2 separate regions of the Homo sapiens genome follow, and region 1 is linked to region 2. The links are chromatin contacts, found by Hi-C or POLR2A ChIA-PET in ENCODE. All regions are on one chromosome and are shown on one strand. Each heading gives the region's core, a stretch centred on a gene start or an enhancer-like site at or near the end of the contact. The rest is flanking DNA. Distances are from core to core; before and after follow the strand shown.

Evidence for each region. A loop is a pair of places that touch in the nucleus more often than their neighbours do. ChIA-PET counts read pairs that join two places held with the same protein, here RNA polymerase II (POLR2A). Pooled maps may share reads with other maps.
Region 1: a loop to region 2 is called in a pooled map, with 2.7 times the contacts of the local background. The contact joins two enhancer-like sites. A Hi-C loop is called at or near these places in 3 of 168 maps with a recorded cell type or tissue (Right ventricle myocardium superior, gastrocnemius medialis and heart right ventricle) and 8 of 50 pooled maps. POLR2A ChIA-PET finds 5 or more read pairs at or near these places in 2 of 52 experiments (A549 and Panc1).

Annotation. Positions count from the first base shown.
Region 1 is chr5:139,244,311-139,249,915 of GRCh38, reverse strand. No RefSeq gene overlaps it. Among named protein-coding and RNA genes, the nearest start is that of SNHG4, 27 kb to the left of the region's middle. Within about 2 kb of position 3,421, at least 3 of the 41 ENCODE cell types and tissues checked have a DNase peak (open chromatin) inside an H3K27ac peak, as active enhancers do.
Region 2 is chr5:138,640,653-138,646,643 of GRCh38, reverse strand. No RefSeq gene overlaps it. Among named protein-coding and RNA genes, the nearest start is that of HSPA9, 68 kb to the right of the region's middle. RefSeq lists enhancers at 4,550-4,629, 4,640-4,719, 4,289-4,842, 4,843-5,396. Within about 2 kb of position 4,648, at least 3 of the 41 ENCODE cell types and tissues checked have a DNase peak (open chromatin) inside an H3K27ac peak, as active enhancers do.

The sequences.
Region 1 (5,605 bases), core at 2,172-4,671, 600 kb before region 2:
TTGAAAAGACAACCCCACAGCACAATTTCTGGCATATAATCAGTAAATATTTGTTGGATAAGTAAGCAAATTCCACCCCCTCGCCTTTTTTTATTTTTATTTTTTGAAATGCAGTCTTGCTCTGTCGCCCAGGCTGCAGTACAGTAGCACAACCTTGGCTCACTGCAACCTCTGCCTCCTGGGTTCAAGCAATTATCCTACCTCAGCCTCCAAAGTAGCTGGGATTACAGGCATGCACCAACATGCCTCGCTAATTTTTGTTTGTTTGTTTGTTTGTTTTTTAGTAGAGATGGCATTTCACCATGTTGGCCAGGCTGGTCTCAAACTCCTGACCTCAAGTGATCCACCCACCTCCGCCTCCCAAAGTGCTGGGATTACAGGCATGAGCCACCACACCCGACCACAAATTCTCAGTTCACCAATAGAGAAACCAAGGCCCACTGGGCACAGTGGCTCACACATGTAATCCCAACAGTTTGAGAGGCCAAAGTGGGCAGCTCTCTTGAGCTGAGGAGTTCAAGACCAGCCTGAGCAACATGGTGGAACCCCCATCTCTACAAAAAATACAAAAAATTAGCCGGGCATGGTGGCACACACCTGTATTTCCAGCTACTCAGGAGGCTAAGGTAGGAGGATGGTTTGAGCCTGAGAGGCAGAAGGTTGCAGTGAGCCAGGATTGTGCCACTGCACTCCAGCCTGGACAACAGAGCTAGACCCTGTCTCAAAAAAAAAAAAAAAAAAGAAAAGAAAAAAAGCGAGAAACCAAGAACCAAGGCTGAGAGTTTTGAGGATTAAAACCATCCAGCTAAGTTAGTGGCAGAACCTAAACCTCTGGATGAGAAGGATCCAGACCCAGGGATTGGTAGAGCTCAGTCCTGATGGCTCTAGAGCCCATGTGCTCTCTGGATAAAGGTTGATGGAGAATGGTGGGATGTGGCTGGAAGAGATCCAGAGAGGCTTTTGATCCCACCTCAAAAGTGGGCTTAAAAGGACCCCTGTGCCCTGTGACTCTCCTTATTCTCCCAATCTCTCTTGACCAACTACAAAGACAAGAAGAGCTTGGCACCCGCCAAAAAGACATCTGAATCTTGCTCATTCTTGCAGCCAAGGGCTATTCCCCAGCAGCAAGCCACATTTCCTGCAGAATCATCCATTTCTTTCACCCTTGGCTACTGAGTTTTCCTTTCTTCTTTCTTTTTCTTTTTCTTTTTTTTTTTCCTTTGAGACGGAGTCTTGCTCTTGTTGCCCAGGCTAGAGTACAATGGCGCGATCTCGGCTCACCGCAACCTCCACCTCCCAGGTTCAAGTGATTCTCCTGCCTCAGCCTCCCAAGTAGCTGGGATTACAGGCATGCACCACCACACCCGGCTAATTTTGTATTTTTAGTAGAGATGGGTTTTCACCATGTTGATCAGGCTGGTCTCGAACTCCCAACCTCAGGTGATCTGCTTGCCTCAGCCTCCCAAAGTGCTGGGATTACAGGCGTGAGCCACCGCATCTGGCCCAGCTTTCCTTTTTCCTGTCCTTTCCTTCTGCCCCCCTTGCCTAAAGCTTTCCCTTTCGGAGCCCTGTCTCTTCCCCTCTCATTCATTCCTCTTGTTCCAGATCTCTGATCTTTATATACCTCCCCTTCTCCTTTCCCTCCTTCCCTCCCTCCATAAAGCAATAGCCTTGCTCTTTCCTCCCTAGATTGAAGGGCAGTAGTGTAGTAAAACAAATCGCTATCAACAAAAGTACATTTCCACAGTATTCATCCCCATGCCTCTGAGAAGATTTATCAGGGTCTCTCACCCTGCACTGTTATGTAAATATAATCTAACAGAAATATGATATCTAAGGAGTCTGAGGATAAAGTCTCCATAAAAACTATCAATTACTCACTGTGGCTTGGGTTTGGTTAACTCACTCACTGCCTTGCCTGGCTCCTGCCTTTCCCCATCTTGGGGGACAACTTGACAGGTGGTGACAGCTTATAAAAGATGCTTTCTGCTTCCTTGGGCCCTAGGAGGTCATCTGGAGGATCAAATGTTTGCAAAGTGCTTGAGAAATTATAAAGTGCTACATAATTCAAGGGTATCATTATTTCTATTGTCATGTGGGCTGTCTCTATGCCTCTTTGATTTGACAGATGTCTGCTCTGCCTGCAAGCCTCAGCTAACCCCATGCTTGGGTATCTATAGCCTCCTTTTGCCTGCCTGCACCTATAAGCATTACTATCTGATTTCCCTCTTTCTAGGTAGTCCCTGGGAACCCTGGAATCACATTGATGTCTGTTTGTCCTAATAGTTGAATAGGAAGATAAGCTGTTGATGGGGCTGAGAATCCTCTGAGTAGCCCTCCACATTTCCACCCCGGAGAGTGGGGCAGGTATAGAAAGGGACGGAGAACTAGAAGGGAGGCTAGAGTTGAAGCCAGACCCCAGAGCAGCTGTGCCAAGGGCCTCAAGATTGCATGTGCTGCCCTAGATTACTCAGGGGGCTGTGCTCAAAGAGGCCTACACTGCCCTCTGTTCCCAAGACAGGAAGAGGAGCCTGGCAGTTAAAGGCCCAGGATGTGAGTCCTGGGTTTAAGCCCCAGTTCTGCTACTTTTCTCTTTTTTTTTTTTTTGAGACGGAGTCTCGCTCTGTCACCCAGGCTGGAGTGCAGTGGCGAGATCTCGGCTCACTGCAAGCTCCGCCTCCCGGGTTCACGCCATTCTCCTGCCTCAGCCTCCTGAGTAGCTAGGACTACAGGCGCCCGCCACTGCGCCCGGCTAATTTTTTTGTATTTTTAGTAGAGACGGGGTTTCACCGTGTTAGCCAGGATGGTCTCGATCTCCTGACCTTGTGATCCGCCCATCTCGGCCTCCCAAAGTGCTGGGATTACAGGCGTGAGCCACCGCGCCCGGCCGAGCTCTTCTACTTTTCACATTTCCTCTCACTTTTCTTATTTGCCAGATGCCGGTGATAATGGTATCTGTATTAGAGTTGTTGTAAGGAATAAATGAGACAGACTTGTGAAGACCTTAGCATGGAGCAAAACCATTTTGTTGTTTTAAGCGTCAATCAGAATGCTTTCTAGATCATGTGCCTTGCCGGTCAAAGATCTGGCCATGAGGGTACAGAACTTGCCTGGTCACCTTTCCTAGGAAAGGGCCCTTAGATGTGGGTTGTGTCCATTCCCCCTTGGGATCAGGCTGCTTTAACCCAGCAGCCCCTAGGGGCTGCAGTTTAGGTACTGTAGGAGGCAATAGAAAGGCAAGAAGAGATTGGGGGAGGTGGGTGTCTCTTATGTAGAAATGTCAAGAGTCAGAGCTGAAAGTGAGGGAGGTGGCGGGGGTGGGGGGAGGAAGGAAGAATATAGGATGTCTCTAAGCTGCCAGAATCCGGATGGGGCTGCAACTCTGGGGCCCTGGCACTTCCTGCCACCCCCAGTCTTGGGAATGAGTCACTAGAGGGAGGAGTGCTGGAGCCATCATGCTCGGCCCACAGAGCATCGGGTTCTGTTCCCCAAAAGAGGACTGGTGGGAGGCAGAGGGAGATCCAGAGCTTAGGGGCCAAGGGGAGCTAGTCCAGGGGAGAGGGCAGGAATTCCTAGGGCTCAGTTCACCTATTGCAAGGCCAGGGAGGCAGGCCTTATCTTCTACCTCCTGTGCCAGCTTCATTCCCCATCCTGGCCATGAAAAATCAACCTACAATTTCTCTTCTGATTTCTGCCTCTGCCTGTCCTGAGTAAACTCTATCCAGTTTTCTCCAGAGAGGGCTGTTTCATATCCTTCTGGTTACCCATAGTAGGGGAGGGGACAAGGGTCTACTCTGCCCTTTTCCACCTGGCTGACTCTTAAAGTCTCCTCCCCTTTCAAAGCCTTTCTCTCTGCTTCTGAACAACCTGCCCATGACTCTGTTTTGGCCCTTAGCTTATTTATGGGGATTTTTATTCCAGAAATGCCTTATACCTCAGCCTTCCAGCTTCTTAGTCAGGGTCTTCCTTATGTCCTTAGAACACAGCCAAATGTTAGGCATAAATGTATGGATATAGCATTGGCCCACAAATATTGTTTTTTCTTCCTCACTCCTTTAATTGTTGGCATTCCTTGGCTCTTCTTTATAGTTTTCATTTACTGAGCACCTACTATGTGCCAGATGACTTTACATATTCATGTATTTAATCCTCAAAATGACCTAATACATATTTTACAGATGAGAAAACTGAGCTCAGTGAGGTTAAGTAACTTGTCCAAGGTTACATAGTCAGCAGGTGGCAGAAATGAGATTTGACAGCAAAGCCCTCACTTTTTTGTTTTGTTTTAAAAAGCTATTGGCTGGGCGCAGTGGCTCACACCTGTAATCCCAGCACTTTGGGAGGCCGAGGTGGGCGGATCACGAGATCAAGAGATTGAGACCATCCTGGCCAACATGGTGAAACCCCATCTCACTAAAAATACAAAAAAAGACCAGGCATGGTGGCTCACGCCTGTAATCCCAGCACTTTGGGAAGCTGAGATGGGTGGATCACAAGGTCAGGAGTTCAAGAACAGCCTGGCCAAGATGCTGAAACCCCGTCTCTACCAAAAATACAAAAATTAGCCAGGCATGGTGGCACGCGCCTGTAATCTCGGCTACTCGGGAGGCTGAGGCAGGAGAATCACTTGAACCCAGGTGGCAGAGGTTGCAGTGAACTGAGATGGAGCCACTGCACTCCAGCCTGGGCGACAGAGTAAGACTCCGTCTCAAACAACAACAACAACAACAACAAAATACAAAAATTAGCTGGGCGTGGCGGCATGCGCCTGTAGTCCCAGCTATTCGGGAGGCTGAAGCAGGAGAATTGCTTGAACCCGGGAGGCGGGGGTTGCAGTGAGCTGAGATCGTGCCACTGCACTCCAGCCTGGTGACAGAGGGAGACTGTGTCTCAGAAAATAAAACAAAACACCAAGAAAACTATTGTTATTATTATTTTTAAATATAACTATTAGACGTCTTAGTGGTAACAATTTCATATAGAATTTTCTGTTACTTTGTGGGTTGCCTGTTTCTTTACTGAGATTTAATTTATACACTAGACAATTCACCCATTTAAAGCGCACAAAGTTTTTAGTATATTTACAGAGCTGTGCAACCATCAACACAACCAATCCTAGAATATTTTCATCACCACAGAAAGAAACCTCCTACCCATTTGTAGTCAATCCCAAATTGCCCCAACTCTAGGCAGCTACTAATCTATTTTCCATCTCTATAGATATGTCTAATGTGGACTTTTTATATAAATGGAATCATGCAGTGTGTGGCTTTTCCTCCCTGGCTTTTTTTTTTTTTTTTTTTGAGACGGAGTCTCACTCTGTCCCCCAGGCTGGAGTGCAGTGGCGCGATCTCGGCTCACTGCAAGCTCCACCTCCTGGCTTCACACCATTCTCCTGCCTCAGCCTCCCGAGTAGATGGGACTACAGGCGCCCACCACCACACCTGGCTAATTTTTGTATTTCTAGTAGAGACGGGGTTTCACCGTGTTAGCCAGGATGGTCTCGATCTCCTGACCTCGTGATCTGCCCGCCTCGGCCTCTCAAAGTGTCAAAGTGCTGGGATTACAGGCGTGAGCCACTACGCCCAGCTTTTTTTTTTTTTTT
Region 2 (5,991 bases), core at 3,399-5,898:
CAAGGACAGAGCAGTATGTGACAGCTCCCTCCTCTCAGGCCCAGCCCTATAGGCCACCCAAACAAAGCTCCTGCAGATGCAACAGAAGAGGTTGAGGTCAGACCCAAGGAAGGACTGGCAGGGGCAGGAGCACTGGAGTGGTTTCTTCCCTTTGTGACAAGCAGCCCAACAGAGCCTGAGTCCTCCCTCCACAGCCTTCTCTGGTTCCAGAAAACCTCAAGAGCTTCCCATCATGTTACCAAGGCAACTGTAGCCCTGCAAGATTCACAGTGAGGATGGAGAGAGAGCGGGGACTGACAGGAAGCCCAGACAGAATGCCAAGGTGGAGGCACACATCTGAGACTGAGCAGGGAGGCAGGGGCTTTGGGCCACAGCAAGCAGCCCCTGCCTTTCTGTTTGGGCTGTTCCAGGATCTGTTTTCCTGCAGGCTGTGAGTTTGTTTTACAAACCCCAGTCCCCTGTGGGCGAGAAAACAGCATCAAAGCTTCCTTCCCTGTCAGGTGGGGATGGAGTGGGGGCAAAGGAGGGCTCCTCCACAATTTCCCAGCATGCCAGATGCTGCAGCTCCTGGCCCAGCCCACGGGCAAGGGTTCTCCTGCTTTCAAAGGCCAACGGGACCCTCCTCCATCACCACTGCTTGCTCTACCATGGTCCCCTTGGGAGGCAATCTTGCCAAGGAATCAGCAGCACAGGCTGCTGATTGGTTGGAATTGGAGAGAAGAGTGTTTGGCTCCTGGCTTGGTCATTTTCTAAGACTCCATGACCTTGGTGAAGTCACTTCTTGCTCAGATTGTTTCTTTAGCTGAAAATCGGGATAATATGATGAATTCTTAGGATTTAATAGTACCATATACATCATGTGCTTGCACCAAGACTGGCACTGTGTCAATTTTTTTTTTTTTTTAAAGCGGTTTGGGAGTCTCTCTGAGCCTACTCTGGCTTGGGAGCCTGCCTGATTTAAAAAATAATAATAAATTAAATAAAAAAGAAAAAAAAAGCTGTTAAAGGCTGGGCATGGTGGCTCAGACCTATAATCCCAGCATATTGGGAGGCCAAGGTGGGAGGATCGCTTGAGGCCTGGAGTTTGAGATCAGCCTGGGCAACATAGTGAGACCTCATCTCTTTTTAATTAAAAAATTTTTTTAAAAAGCTGTTAAAATGTTATCATTATTATTACTATTCTGATTTTTATTATCATTGCGTGTGCCTCTGTTTACTTGTCTGTAAGATAGAAATCATGATTAGACCTAATTCAATGAGTAGTTTGCAGATTTCATGAGACAAAACACGTAAAATGCCTTGAACAGCACCTTAGCCATGGGAAGTGTCAATTAATAGGAGTGATCCCTATACTCCCCTCCTTACCCCCACCCCAGGCCTTCAGATTACCTACTGGGGAGCCACCACCAAACTGGCCCAAACTCCCAGTTCCCTAAGTAGTAGGGGCTATGAAAACGAGGTTTCTGGAGCTGTAGTCAGGGAAGCCATTCCTTTTTCCTTTTTTTTTTCCTCCATCCCTGCCCTCTGCGGAAGTCATTCCTAATTGCAATGCCAGTGAACTTCAAAGTCACTCCTGTCTGGGAAGGAGGCTTTGATCTCTGTGCTTCCTCATTTCTGTCTCAAGCCTGAGGTCCCCTGAACAGGCCGATGTCCAGCTAATGCCCAGTGTCCTGGAGAAAAGGAGTAAATGTTCGTTTAGAATGGAAAAAGTTTTGCCCCTATACAGAGGGCCTGGTATCAGGCTTGGGGTGGGGGGACACACAGGAGGATGGATAAGGTCTGCACCTCTTCCAGGTGCCTAAGTTCCCTGTCTTCTGTTGGTCCAGCTGAGGCCTTATTTCAGCAAGGAGATCTGAGATGTGGCTGAGGAGGGTGGACTGCTCCCAAATCCTCACTGCCTTCTCCTCTGAAAATACCAACACTCCTCTGGGCCCTGTCATGCTTTTGACCTTTGAGAGGGATGAAGAAGCTGATTTGCGATGGGCTTTGAACAGATACAGTTTCCTCATCCTTGGCCCTTCCCACAGATGTGCACCTCACTGGTCCATTCCCACACTGGTTTCACAGGTGGGTGTCTCAGGGGTCTGCAGTGTGTGCCGTGATCTGCAGCTGGGAGAATTTAGAGGAAACCTCAGGGAAAACGTCCTTGGTGAAAGAGCTGAGAGACGCAAAGAAAAGGCTACAGGCCCACGCAATTTTCTTCTCTTCAGATTTTCAATCAGAGAAGGCCTCTTCCCTACCCCCTACTGCCCTAGAGAGCTCCAGAGTTAATGCCTCAGTAGGGCTGGGCTGGAGCTGAGGCTGGGTATCCACCCGTAGCTGTCAGGACCCTTAGGGCATTTTAAAAGGGTAGGGCAACCCCACACCACCCCCAAGGCAACCCTGTGGCCCTGTGGGATGAGGTAGACCCCTGAAGTCCTGAGAGTTTCTACAGAGCCAGGCTCTAGGGCAGGGGTGTCTAATCTTTTGGTTTCCCTGGGCTACATTGGAAGAAGAACTGTGTTGGGCCACACATAAAATACACTAACATGGGCCAGGAGCAGTGGCTCATGCCTGTAATCCCAACATTTTGGGAGGCTGAGGCAGGTGGATCACCTGAGGTCAGATGTTCAAGGCCAGCCTGGCCAACATGGCGAAACCCTGTCTCTACAAAAATACAAAAATTAGCCGACATGGTGGCACGAGCCTGTAATCCCAGCTACTCGGGAGGTTGAGAGACGAGGATCACTTGAACTGGGAGGCGGGGAGGTTGCAGTGAGCCAAGATCATGCCACTGCACTCTAGCCTGAGCAATAGAACAAGACTTCATCCCCACCCCGCCCCAAAAAACAAAAAAACCCACTAACACTGATAGCTGTGAGAAAAAAAAAAATCGCAAAAAAATCATGTTTTAAGAAAATTTATGAATTTGCATCGGGCTGCATTCAAAGCTGTCCTGGGCCACATGTGGTCTTGGGTTGGCAAGTTTGCTCTGGGGGAACAGATGACTTGGTCAGATGGAAGGGTGTAGACATAGGGATGACTTGGGCATGTCCCAAGTACAAGTCCACAGACTCCAGACTTGGCCTGTGCCCTCAGCTCTGCTGGCAATGCCTTTGTTGGCAGCCCAGAGGTCCCATCCTCCACACCAGCCACCACACCCAGGACTGCTCCTCATCCTTTGGACAGAGAGAATTTGGAGGTGCTAGAAGCCAAAAAGCCAGCCTTTTCTTTTGGGGCTGTGTAACCTGATACAGGCATCGTACCCCCCACCCCATCCCCCTAAGCCAGTGCTCATGCAGGCCCTGTTACTGGAAGGAGAAACTCCCAAGTGTGGGAGGCTTTGGGGTGACAGGGTGGGGAGGAGGAAGCCCGAAGAAGACAACTGGGAAGAAAGTCCTAACAGTGTCAGCTCCAGGTAAGGAATGTGCTGCACCCTGCCGACCAGCTCAGTACTCTAGGCTCAGCCCATCCCCATCTGATGGGGCCAGGAAGAGTCACAGAGGACTGTGAGATCTGGGAGAAAGAGAGAAAGCCATTTTTTTTTTCATGATGAAGAAGGTGGTGAGCAGGTCATGGGCAATAGCAACACAGATTAACCTGGGAAAAAGTTCTGAAGAAAATTGGGACATTCAGCTCTGCCAAGACAGTCAGACCAGGGTGAGCTACTGGGGGCTGGCAAATGGTCAGGGGTTACACTGTCCCCAGCCTAGGACCCAGCCAGCCTTGGCCGTGGCCCCAGACAAAGACTTGCCCCACTTGCTGATCTCCCAGAGGCAGAGGCCAGATTCCTTCCAGCCCAGGGAGTCTCTGGACAAGTCATAAAAGTGTTTCCTCCAAGTCTCTGTCTGGTCCTGCTAGAAAAAAATTGTCCATCTGTCAGTCTGCAGGTGAGTGGGGCTGGGTGCCGTGACTTACGCCTGTAATCCCAGCACTTTGGGAGGCTGAGGCAGGAGGATTGCTCAAGACCAGGAGCTCGAGACCACTTAAGCAACATAGACCCCACCTCTACAAATAAAAATGTAAAAATTAACCAGGTGTAATGGTGCGTATTTGTAATCCTAGTTATTAGGGAGGCTAAGGTGAGAGGATGGCTTGAGCCCAGGAGTTTGAGGCTGCAGTGAGCCATAATCGTGCCACTGCAAGCTTGGATGACATAGTGAGACACTATCCCTTTTTTTTTTATGGTGTGGGGGGATGGAGTTTCACTCTTTCGCCCAGGCTGGAGTGAAGTGGCGTGATCTCAGCTCACTGCACCCTCCGCCCGCCAGGTTCAAGCGATTATCCAGCCTCAGCATCCCAAGTAGCTGGGATTATAGGTGCCTGCCATCATGCCTGGCTAATTTTGTACTTTTAGTAGAGACGGGGTTTCGCCACGTTGGCCAGGCTGGTCTGGAAATCCTGACCTCCAGTGATCCACCCGCCTTGGCCTCCCAAAGTGCTGAGATTACAGGCGTGAGCCACCACCCCCTATCTCTTAAGAAAGGCCGACGCTATCTCTTAAGAAAGAAAGCAAAGGAAGAAAGAGAACGAGGTGACCGCACCAGTCACCTTCAGATTGATGGATGAACAGACAAAATTTCCGATGTTCCCTGAGCCAGGGCTAAGGCATCAGCCCAGAATCCTCTTCTCGGATGACTCAGGAGCGCCCCCTTCTGTCTGGTTTGGCTGAAACCAGTGTGGGGGGCGGGGAGAAAGAATGATTAAAGTAGATTCTAATCACAATGCCCAAAGACAGCCGCTGCAGGAGCAGGCCCTACCAGAAGGGTCCTCACTTTAGGCTGCCCCCCGATACTGCCACAGCCTGAATCAGAGCTGGACTTCCTCAAGGGGGATCAGGGACCAAGGAGGAGAATGTCTAAAGCGCAGTCGACCTGAGAGGACGCCTAGGCTGTCATACCTGGGCCTGGCAGCCTGGCCTCTGGGCACATGCCTAGAGCTCTGGAGGCCATCCAGCCTGCAGATGTCCCCAGCTTCATGAGAAAAGTCATGGTCTGTGTAGAAAGACCAGGCTCTTCCTCTGAGCCTAAGAAAGAAAGGGCTGAGACAGTCAATTATCTCAGGGCTATGAGTGTGTTGTCGGGGGATCAGCCAGCCATGGGAAGCACAAGAGGGGAGATGCTGCTTCTCCCCAGCAACTGCCCCCAGAGCCAATGAGACATGTTTCCCAAAGGACCTCCAGCTTCCTGTGTACAGGTGCAGAAGAGACCCGCAGACTCCTCTGGTGTTTAGTTCTAACATTCCATAACCTACAGGATTCTCTCTCCTGGACCATCTGCAGCTGCCCTTTCCCAGTTTATTCGTTAGTCTGATTTTTTTAAATTAATTAATTTATTTATTTGCCATATAGAGTCCACATTGGATCTTCAGTCTGATTTAAATCCATCTTGCTGCATCTGAATGACAGCTAGAAGAGAGGGAGGGGGAAAGCAAAGGGGATGCTGAGAAACTGAGGAGGAGAAAGACAAAACAAGGAGAAGGAGTGGAGAGAGAACTGAAGGAGTGGAGAGAGGAAGACCCGAGCAAGTACCTGAGAGGAGCCATCTGCCCGGTGGAGAACAGCTTCTGCATTGTCCCTAGTCACTCTCCCTGTCAACACTTCATAGCTGCAAGTCCATGCTCGCACTACATGTAGGCGTGGACACACACACATACACACACACATCACATACTTAGGCTGTGGAGAAGGCCTGGCTGTGTGTGGGGCTTGAGGGGCAGTCTGCCCCCTCCTGAATACTTATCTTCTCCTCCTCACACCTCCCCACCCCTCAGCCTTCCAGCACTAGTTCTTTGTGCTTTCAAAGCAGCTCCCTCCCAGAATGCTACCTCCAGGAAGTGCTGAGCTGAGAGAATGGGGGAATGGAAGGAAGGGGAGCTAGTCCTCTTCCCCCGACAGCACTGCTCCATCAAACAGCACCCCCTCCTCCCCTCACCTCCACCTCTTTCATCACTGCCACTGACAGCTGCAAAATCAGCCCTCCTCATCCTGAGCAGTGGACTGCGGGGATGTGT